Regions from separate parts of the Homo sapiens genome. Here region 2 is linked to region 1. The links are chromatin contacts, found by Hi-C in ENCODE. All regions are on one chromosome and are shown on one strand. Each heading gives the region's core, a stretch centred on a gene start or an enhancer-like site at or near the end of the contact. The rest is flanking DNA. Distances are from core to core; before and after follow the strand shown.

Region 1 (4,023 bases), core at 1,424-3,923:
TGAGAGGTCATTAATTCTAGCAGGTTAACTAATACATTAACTTCTCCTAGAGAAGAGGGTTTCAACTTGCCTGCACCTTGGAATTGCTATGGAGCTGTTAAAAAGGAATGATTCCAGGTCCCACACCCAGAGATTCTGATTTAATTGGTGTGGGATTCTGTCTGAGCATGGGGATTTTTAAAAACTGCTCTAGTGATTCTAATGAGCAGCTAGGGTTGAGAAACCCTGCCCTAGAGCCTAAGGTCCCATTTCAAGTCATAGGGAAGTTCCCATCTATATTGCGTAAAGCCAATGGTTCCTATGCACACACGAATTCATTCTCTCTCTCTCTCACACACACACTCATACACATACACTCTAGCCACTTTCTAATCTTTGAAACCTCACTGAGAAACAAGAGTGATAAGGTGAGTAGATACTAAGACAGTTTTAATTAGAAAATAGTTGAAGGAAGAAATACTTCAGAGAGTTTGTAGGCAACAGAGAAGACATTCAAAGAAAGAAGTAATATAGGTCTCATTTGCCAATGGATTTCCAGCAACTGGGATGAGGGGAATGAAGGAAGGAAAGGGAAGAAGCAAGAGAAAAGAGAAACAGGGGAAGGGGAGAGAGAGAGAGAGAACAAGAACACAAAGATGCGCAGATTTGGAGCGTCAATGGGGGTTGGAGGAGGTTTAAGAAAGTCCCTGACAGGAATTCTGTGGAAAGTCCACAGAATATAAGCACAAGGTCAGCTGAGGAAGAGAAAAGACTCAGTCGATGCTGGGCACGTATTTTATTGAGTTCCCATCAGTTGAATTTGTGCTTTCTTCAGCAGCGACACCCCAACCTTGTCATGGATGACCATGACCCCAGTTTGGGAGATTTGAAAGACCCTCCTGCCCTGACTCGGCACATTTTCTATTTCTTTCTTTCTTTTTATTTCTTCTCCTATTGATCTTCCAATAGTCACTATGGCCCGATTCTCAGTGCAGCCTGCAGTCTACGAACTAAGTGTAATGTGTTCTAATCTGCTCGGACGTTGTGCTCTGCTCTTTGACTGGTGCCAATAGATCTGCCCTGATGTCATGCACGTGGTCTTGGTTGGGCTTCTTATAATCTCAGCTCTCATGTATTAATTCTGGCAGGGAACAATATGTGCTGAGGAAGAAAAATGCAGCCAAGTGGCCCCGGAAGAGATTACACCCAAACTTTGATCTTCATATATATTGTTTGGTTCAAAGGGTAGTCATTGGTCTCAGCAACTCCTTCCCAGGTACTCTCATGTGATCCTAGGTAATCAAGCCTAAAACGGTACACTTTTCTCCCTGACTCATTTTTACCAGAACAATCATAATGAAAATGTAATTATATGACAGAACACCGAGGACATAGAACTTCACTCCTTTGTTGAGGTAGTCTTTTCACATAGAATTTTCATTTGCCAGTAGCTTGATGTCTGCTACTCCTAGAAAGATTTCTTTAAGATCTAAAGATTACACGATGCCCCAAATTTGAGAACCTTTGAGCTCCCTATTGACCCGTGTTCTACCAATTGTGAAGTGGAACAAAGAACAAAGGACAAATTTAAGAGGTTTCTACAAAAGAGCTGGATACCAGCAAAAGACATGAAAAAAGATATAAACAAACTGTAGAAATAGGAAAATGTATAGTAAAATTTTATACATGTGTCATTTAGTTCCTCTTCCCTTAGGAAATTATGATACATTGGGAACAATTAATACAAGGATGATATATAATAAAAAATTATCATGACCTAAATGTTTATCAGCTTGGTTTGTTGAATAAATTATGGTACATACATATAATGGAATACTATGGACAGTAATAGATGAGATGGAATGCTACAGTTATTGTATATGTTAAGTTAAAATGCCAATTGCAGAACAGTGTGATCCAATTTGAAAAAAAATCTGGAAGAGACACACTACAATGTGGTAGGGTGACAGAATTTCTCTTCTTTGTGTCATTGATTTTTTTTTTTAGAGTAAGCATTCACTGCTTCTATAATCAGCAAAAACACTGAAACTTTTCCACCCACACCCCCATAAAACAAAAAAAAAGAAAGTATTTGTATGAGCAAGTAAGAATTTACATAAAAGGTGATACTATTTCCCTCCTCCCCCCACCACACACACATCTTTTTCCCCTGGTACTGGAATTCAAAAGTCAGTATCACTGTGGCAATGACGAATAGGCAAAGGTTTGGTAGAGCCATGATGTTCCGAGATTTTTATTAAAGAAATTCACAAGCCTGATGAGTTGAAGAAAGCCTAAAAAGCTTTCTCCTTTTATGGTGTTGTGTGTATATGTTTGCATGCCCTTAGATGCAGCTTCTCATGCATCTTTTCCAATGACTCGTGGAGACTCTGGGTCAATGTCAAGAGGGCAGACTCTTTTCATATTCCCTCTCCCTTCCTGATCCCCAGAGGAAGGCCTTCTTTTAGAATCCTTGGCTGCGCCCAGCACCAGCGCTGGGAAAACTTCAAGTAGAGGAGGCTCTACCCACATTCCCTCCACAGGACCATCTTCCTCCTCTCAGCTTCCCCTCTCACCACTCTCTGTCACCTGAGATACCCAAGCTACTCCCCATAGCCTGTTTCTGTCAGCTGTGGTCCCTCACCACACATACCTCTCACAGCCTTTCAGCCTCCAGAATAACATTGCTTTCTATTCCTGGCTCCCTGTTGAACCATGACAACTCCTATCTTGTCAGGGCAATGTTCCTGATTAAGAGGAATTAAAATCTCAAAACAGGGCAAATAATCAATACTCTGACAAGTAGTACGTCACCAGGGCTAGTCACATCTCAGAAAGAGAGTTAACCTGAAGGAATGAATCTGTAATATTGTAATTTAGCCAGGGTTACAGACTAATAAGGACAATATTTTGGGTGGGTGTATGTGTCCGTGTGGGGGTGGAGGCAGGAAGCTAATTAGCAACACAACAAGGACTAGAACTTTTGTTTCCCTGTTGCTCAATCCAGGGCTCTTCTGGCAATAGTTTGCTGCCTTTTTTTTCTCCTTTATTGGAATTTAACACTTTAAGTAGTATTGTATAATTTGAAGAAAATTTCATCCTTCAATACTTTAAAGAGGAAAAGTATTACATTGCTATAGAATGTGTGTAAAACGCTGATTTGAACAGTGTTTGTAGTCATTTTGGCATATCAAACGATTATTAAATTACAGTATCTCCAGTTTAAAGCAAAGAATCAAGATAGTATTAACCCCTGCCATACTGTTTGAGAGGCAGTGAGCTCTGAAATCAGATTGCCTGGGTTGAGTGGGCAGGCAGTCTTATTTACATGCAACGGCTAGTTTAGCCACACGCCAGCTGTGTGACCTTGGGCAAATTAACCTTGCCTCTCCATGCTTGCGTTTCCTCTTTCATAAAACATGAGCAATAAAGGTATCGATCTTACAGGGTTGCTGCTAGCATTGAATGAGTTGATGCATATAAAACATTTAGAACAGAGCCTGGCACAAAGTAAACACCCGATAGATGTCCCTTGTGCAATTAGCAGTTGATGAAATGAAAGTATAGGTCACAGCTACATATATATTTTGTTGGATGCTCAAGTCAGCAAAAAATATGTTAAACATACCAGTGAGAATAGTCAGGAAAACTTAAAAAGAACAATGATAAAATGAAGACTTGCATTTCCAGGCATTACTATCTTTTATACCACCTATCAGTACAATCAGTGAAATAAAATGAGACTGTAGTAACAGTAAACAGAACAATGGAACAGAATAGAAACCTCTAAAAGCAACCCCAAACACACACATGAATTTAGTACTAGCAAGATTGACATTTGAAATTTGGGAAGAAAAATTGAGCCACCCAATAAATAGTAGTAAGACAAATGGTGAGACATTTGGAAAAGTCATCAAATCTGTTTTTTATAATTTATACCAAACTAAGTTACAGGCGGATAAAGGTTAAATGTAAAAACAAAATAAAAATATGAAAGGATGAAAAGTAAGGATAGAGTATAAAGATAACTATAATCAGCTATCA
Region 2 (3,790 bases), core at 1,134-3,633, 3.3 Mb before region 1:
GATTTTCTCTCTCCATGTCATCCCCTTTTCCTGTTACTCTTCTTCATTTAATAAAATCCACACCAAAACCAAATTACAATTAGCCCTGTCTCAGCCTCTTGAGTCTGATTGCATCAGACATTTCTCAGACTTCCTAGAGAGCTGTTTTGGTTGTTTCATTAGCATTTAGAGGCATTTCTTTAAAATTACGGAAGGTTTTACTCTTGTATATCTTTAGTACACTGTTAGCACTGGGAAATGTCTCAGAGCTTTACTTCTTGTTTTTGCGGGCACTTCATCATCTTGGTTCTCTGTCCCTTCCTATCCTGAGTTTTCTGCCTCATTGTTGAGTTTTCTTTAGCTTGTCTCTAGCTGCCCCATGGTTCCATTTTTAACCTTCTGTTCTTCGTTTTCCCCTTACTCAGTCATTGAGCTTATCTGTTCCTTTGATTTCAACTTTCACCTTTATGGGAAAACTCTGGAATCTCTACCGTTTAATTTATAGCCCCTTGTTTCCAGTCCTATTTCGAGTCTTTTTCTCCCTTGGAGTTACCTCACATTCTGTTGTTGCCACTACAGTTCATGAACTTCCTTGACTAACTTCTCTGTCTGATTGTTTCATTTTTACCAACAGTATCATCATTCTTCCAACCTGGAAACATTAGTAATCTTTGACTATCTTTCCTTTCTGTTATATCTAATGTAATTTAAAAAATCCCTTTGTTTCTTACCTTCTGGTATCTCAGCTTCTTTTTCTTCTATTCTTCCACGGCCATCAACTTCGTATAAGCCCTCATAACTCTTCATACTTGGTTCTGATGACATTGTTTTTGGCTAATTTGATTGCCTCCCTTCAGCCCCCGCTAAAACACTTCTCATTATGTTTGCTCCTGTCCCACATTTCTGTGTTGTCAGCCACATGAAACCCAGGTTACCCTGCAGTTTGTAAAGTCCTTTCTGGCCAGGTATGTCCTCATTCCTCCCTCTCATTTCCCACTCTTTCTAGTCACCTGTCTTCCATGCCCTAGACATGCATATCTTCTTATAATTTCTCCCATAATGTGCTCACTCTCACCTCTGTGCTGTTCTTGTCTAAAATATCTTCCACCTTTCCTTTGTTTATTCCTTGTTCTATTCATGCTTCCTTTCTGTCCCATCACTAGCTGAAAGCAATTCAACCTAACTGGCTTTCTAATTGACCTTAGGCTGTGCTGGTGATAATACAGGTTTGAACTCTCAGTTAGACTCCAAATCATATGCAAGTTCAACAAATGTCAGGTGTTCAAAACAAAATGAAACAACCAAACTTCTGTGTCATTACATTTTCCTGAACAGTAAATTAAATCCAAACAAGGTTGAAGTCTTGAAGTAAGCCAGCTTTAGTGCAAAGGAGAAGGCTGGAAGGTTAGAGAAGACTTTGAATCATCTTTTGAGAGACTTAACACTAATGTAAAGGGGTCCTTTATTTTATTTTTTTTTGAGATGGAGATTCACTCTTGTCACCCAGGCTGGAGTGAAATGGCGTGATCTCAGCTCATTTCAACCTCCGCCTCCTGGGTTCAGCCGATTCTCCTGCCTCAGCCTCCTGAGTAGCTGGGATTACAGGCGCCTGTCACCATGCCCGATTAATTTTTGTATTTTTGGTAGAGATGGGGTTTTGCCATGTTGGCCAGGTTGGCCTTGAACATCTGACTCAGGTGATCCACCTGCCTTGGCCTCCAACAGTGCTGGGATGACAGGCATGAGTCACTGTGCCCAGCCTAAGGGGGCTTTTAAATATTAACAGAAATAACAGGCCAGCTGGAGAATCTTTCTAACCCTTGGTAGTTGCATTTTGCTTGGTACAAAGAGGAGATAGATGACAGAATGCTTGTCTTCCTCAATCTATGTTAAAGAGTCTGTTAGGAAGATTAGGAAGATTAACCCTTCCAGATGGTCCCTCCAGTGTACGTTGTAGATATTAGATGAAAACAAAAATGATCAGTAGTGATAAGCCAGCTCTCATTAGTCTTTAGCAGAGGTGGGATAGTGTACAGGTGCCAGATTGTGGAGGTCTGAAGCTCAGCAGGGCCCCCTTTCCAGCTGTGTGATGGTGGGCAAGTTGCTAAATATCTTTGGGCCAATTTTTATATGTAAAAATAAGGTTGGTAATACCTACCTCACAGCATTGTAGAAAGGATTAAAGGAGTTAATACATGTAAACTCCTTATAATAGTGACTGCCACAGAGTAAGTGCTTACTAAGTTTTTACTATTATTATGTATACATGATATGACTGGGAAGGGATGACTCATTCAAGATTTTCAGAAACTATTTATTGTGAAACAGGAAATGGCTCTTTAGAATGCGTATCTTTTTCTAATACCTGACCTGTCTTCAGTGACTCTTGTTTATTTTGGGTTATTCATTCATTAATTAACAAGTGTATTTTGACATTGCTTATAGTCAAGATCCTGAAAGAGTGTATTGTCTGTAGGAGATCATGATATTTTCAATAGAGGATAGATTCTGAAAACTTGTGAGAGTTGTATGAATGAGGTTCTTCTGGCCCATCTGGGTCTATGAACAATCTATACATAAGACATCTGGTTTTATCAGAAATTTGAAACTTACGCATTTTTATGTGTACTCTCCATTCTCAAAGAGAGCCTGGTGCGTGTTTTTGCAGATTTATGTAATATGAGAGTTTCTGGAATCTAGATGAATGTCATTCAGAGTGGTCTCTCTTGAACTTGCCCCACTTGGCTTTTTTCAAAGAAATGTTGTCATCTGCATGCTATGCTTGCTTTGGACTTCAGGGTGGGGTAAAAAATGGCTCAGAAGCTATTGCTTGGTCACCTTTGTAATATCAGGGTGCATTAATGGTACAAGCAAGCAATGTAGATTGTCAAAATTTCAGAATTAGACATTTTATCTTTTTATTAGGATGCTGTAATTTTTTTTTTTTTTTTGTAGAGACGGAGGTCTTTCTGTGTTGATCTTCCCACCTCAACCTCCAAAAGTGTTGGGATTATAGGTGTGAGCCATTGTGCTCAGCCACGTTTTTTTTTTTTTTTAATCTGTTGATAAAGGCTTGTTTTTATGATCCTGTGAAAGTAGATTAGGTGTCAATAGAGTCTTCAGATAATTTGCTTGTTTTATGCTGGAAATTCCTATTAAAATTATGCAATTGGATGAAGCCATTTTGTTATTGTCACTATGAAGTATTTTTTAATAATATAAATATGTTCTTCCTAGAGATAACCCCTTAACCCTTTAGTAGACAGGATAATCAATCACCACATTATCAGAGGGCAAGTCGGTTTTTTTTTTTTTTTAAACTTATGGAAAGGTTATGAGTGCAGAGTGTGATTGTGGAATACTGTGTGCCTTGGGGTTGGAACTGGGCTATAAGTAGGGAGGTAGGAGGCTGGATGCAGGGGCTCACACTTGTAATCCCAGCACTTTGGGAGGTCCAGGCGGCAAGGATCCCTTGAGCCTAGGAGTTCAAGACCACCCTGGGTAACATAGTGAAGCACTGTCTTTACAAAAACTACAAAAATTAGCTAGGTGTGGTGGTGCATGCCTGTAATCCCAGCCACTTGGGAGGCTGAAATGGGAGGATTGCTTCAGCCAGGGAGGTCGAGGCTACAGTGTGCTGTGACTGTGCCACTGCACTCTAGCGTGGGTGACAGAGTGAGACCTTGTCTCAAAAAAAGTGGGGGGTGTGGGGAGGTAGGAGATGAGGAGGACAAAAATCATTGTTTATTCTTTATAATCCTACTGCCACATTTATCTGTCCAAATAAATGGAGAGGAGGAAGTATTTCATT

Evidence for each region. Hi-C counts contacts between places; a loop is a spot of excess contacts on that map. Pooled maps may share reads with other maps.
Region 2: a map with no recorded cell type shows a loop between it and region 1 (4-fold over the local background). The contact joins two enhancer-like sites. A Hi-C loop is called at or near these places in 2 of 37 single-sample maps with no recorded cell type and 2 of 50 pooled maps.

The regions. Positions count from the first base shown.
Region 1 is chr14:60,203,615-60,207,637 of GRCh38, reverse strand. No RefSeq gene overlaps it. Among named protein-coding and RNA genes, the nearest start is that of DHRS7, 40 kb to the right of the region's middle. Within about 2 kb of position 2,673, at least 2 of the 41 ENCODE cell types and tissues checked have a DNase peak (open chromatin) inside an H3K27ac peak, as active enhancers do.
Region 2 is chr14:63,469,969-63,473,758 of GRCh38, reverse strand. The region is part of intron 2 of PPP2R5E (protein phosphatase 2 regulatory subunit B'epsilon); the gene reads left to right. Among named protein-coding and RNA genes, the nearest start is that of PPP2R5E, 72 kb to the left of the region's middle. RefSeq lists an enhancer at 2,025-2,104. Within about 2 kb of position 2,383, at least 6 of the 41 ENCODE cell types and tissues checked have a DNase peak (open chromatin) inside an H3K27ac peak, as active enhancers do.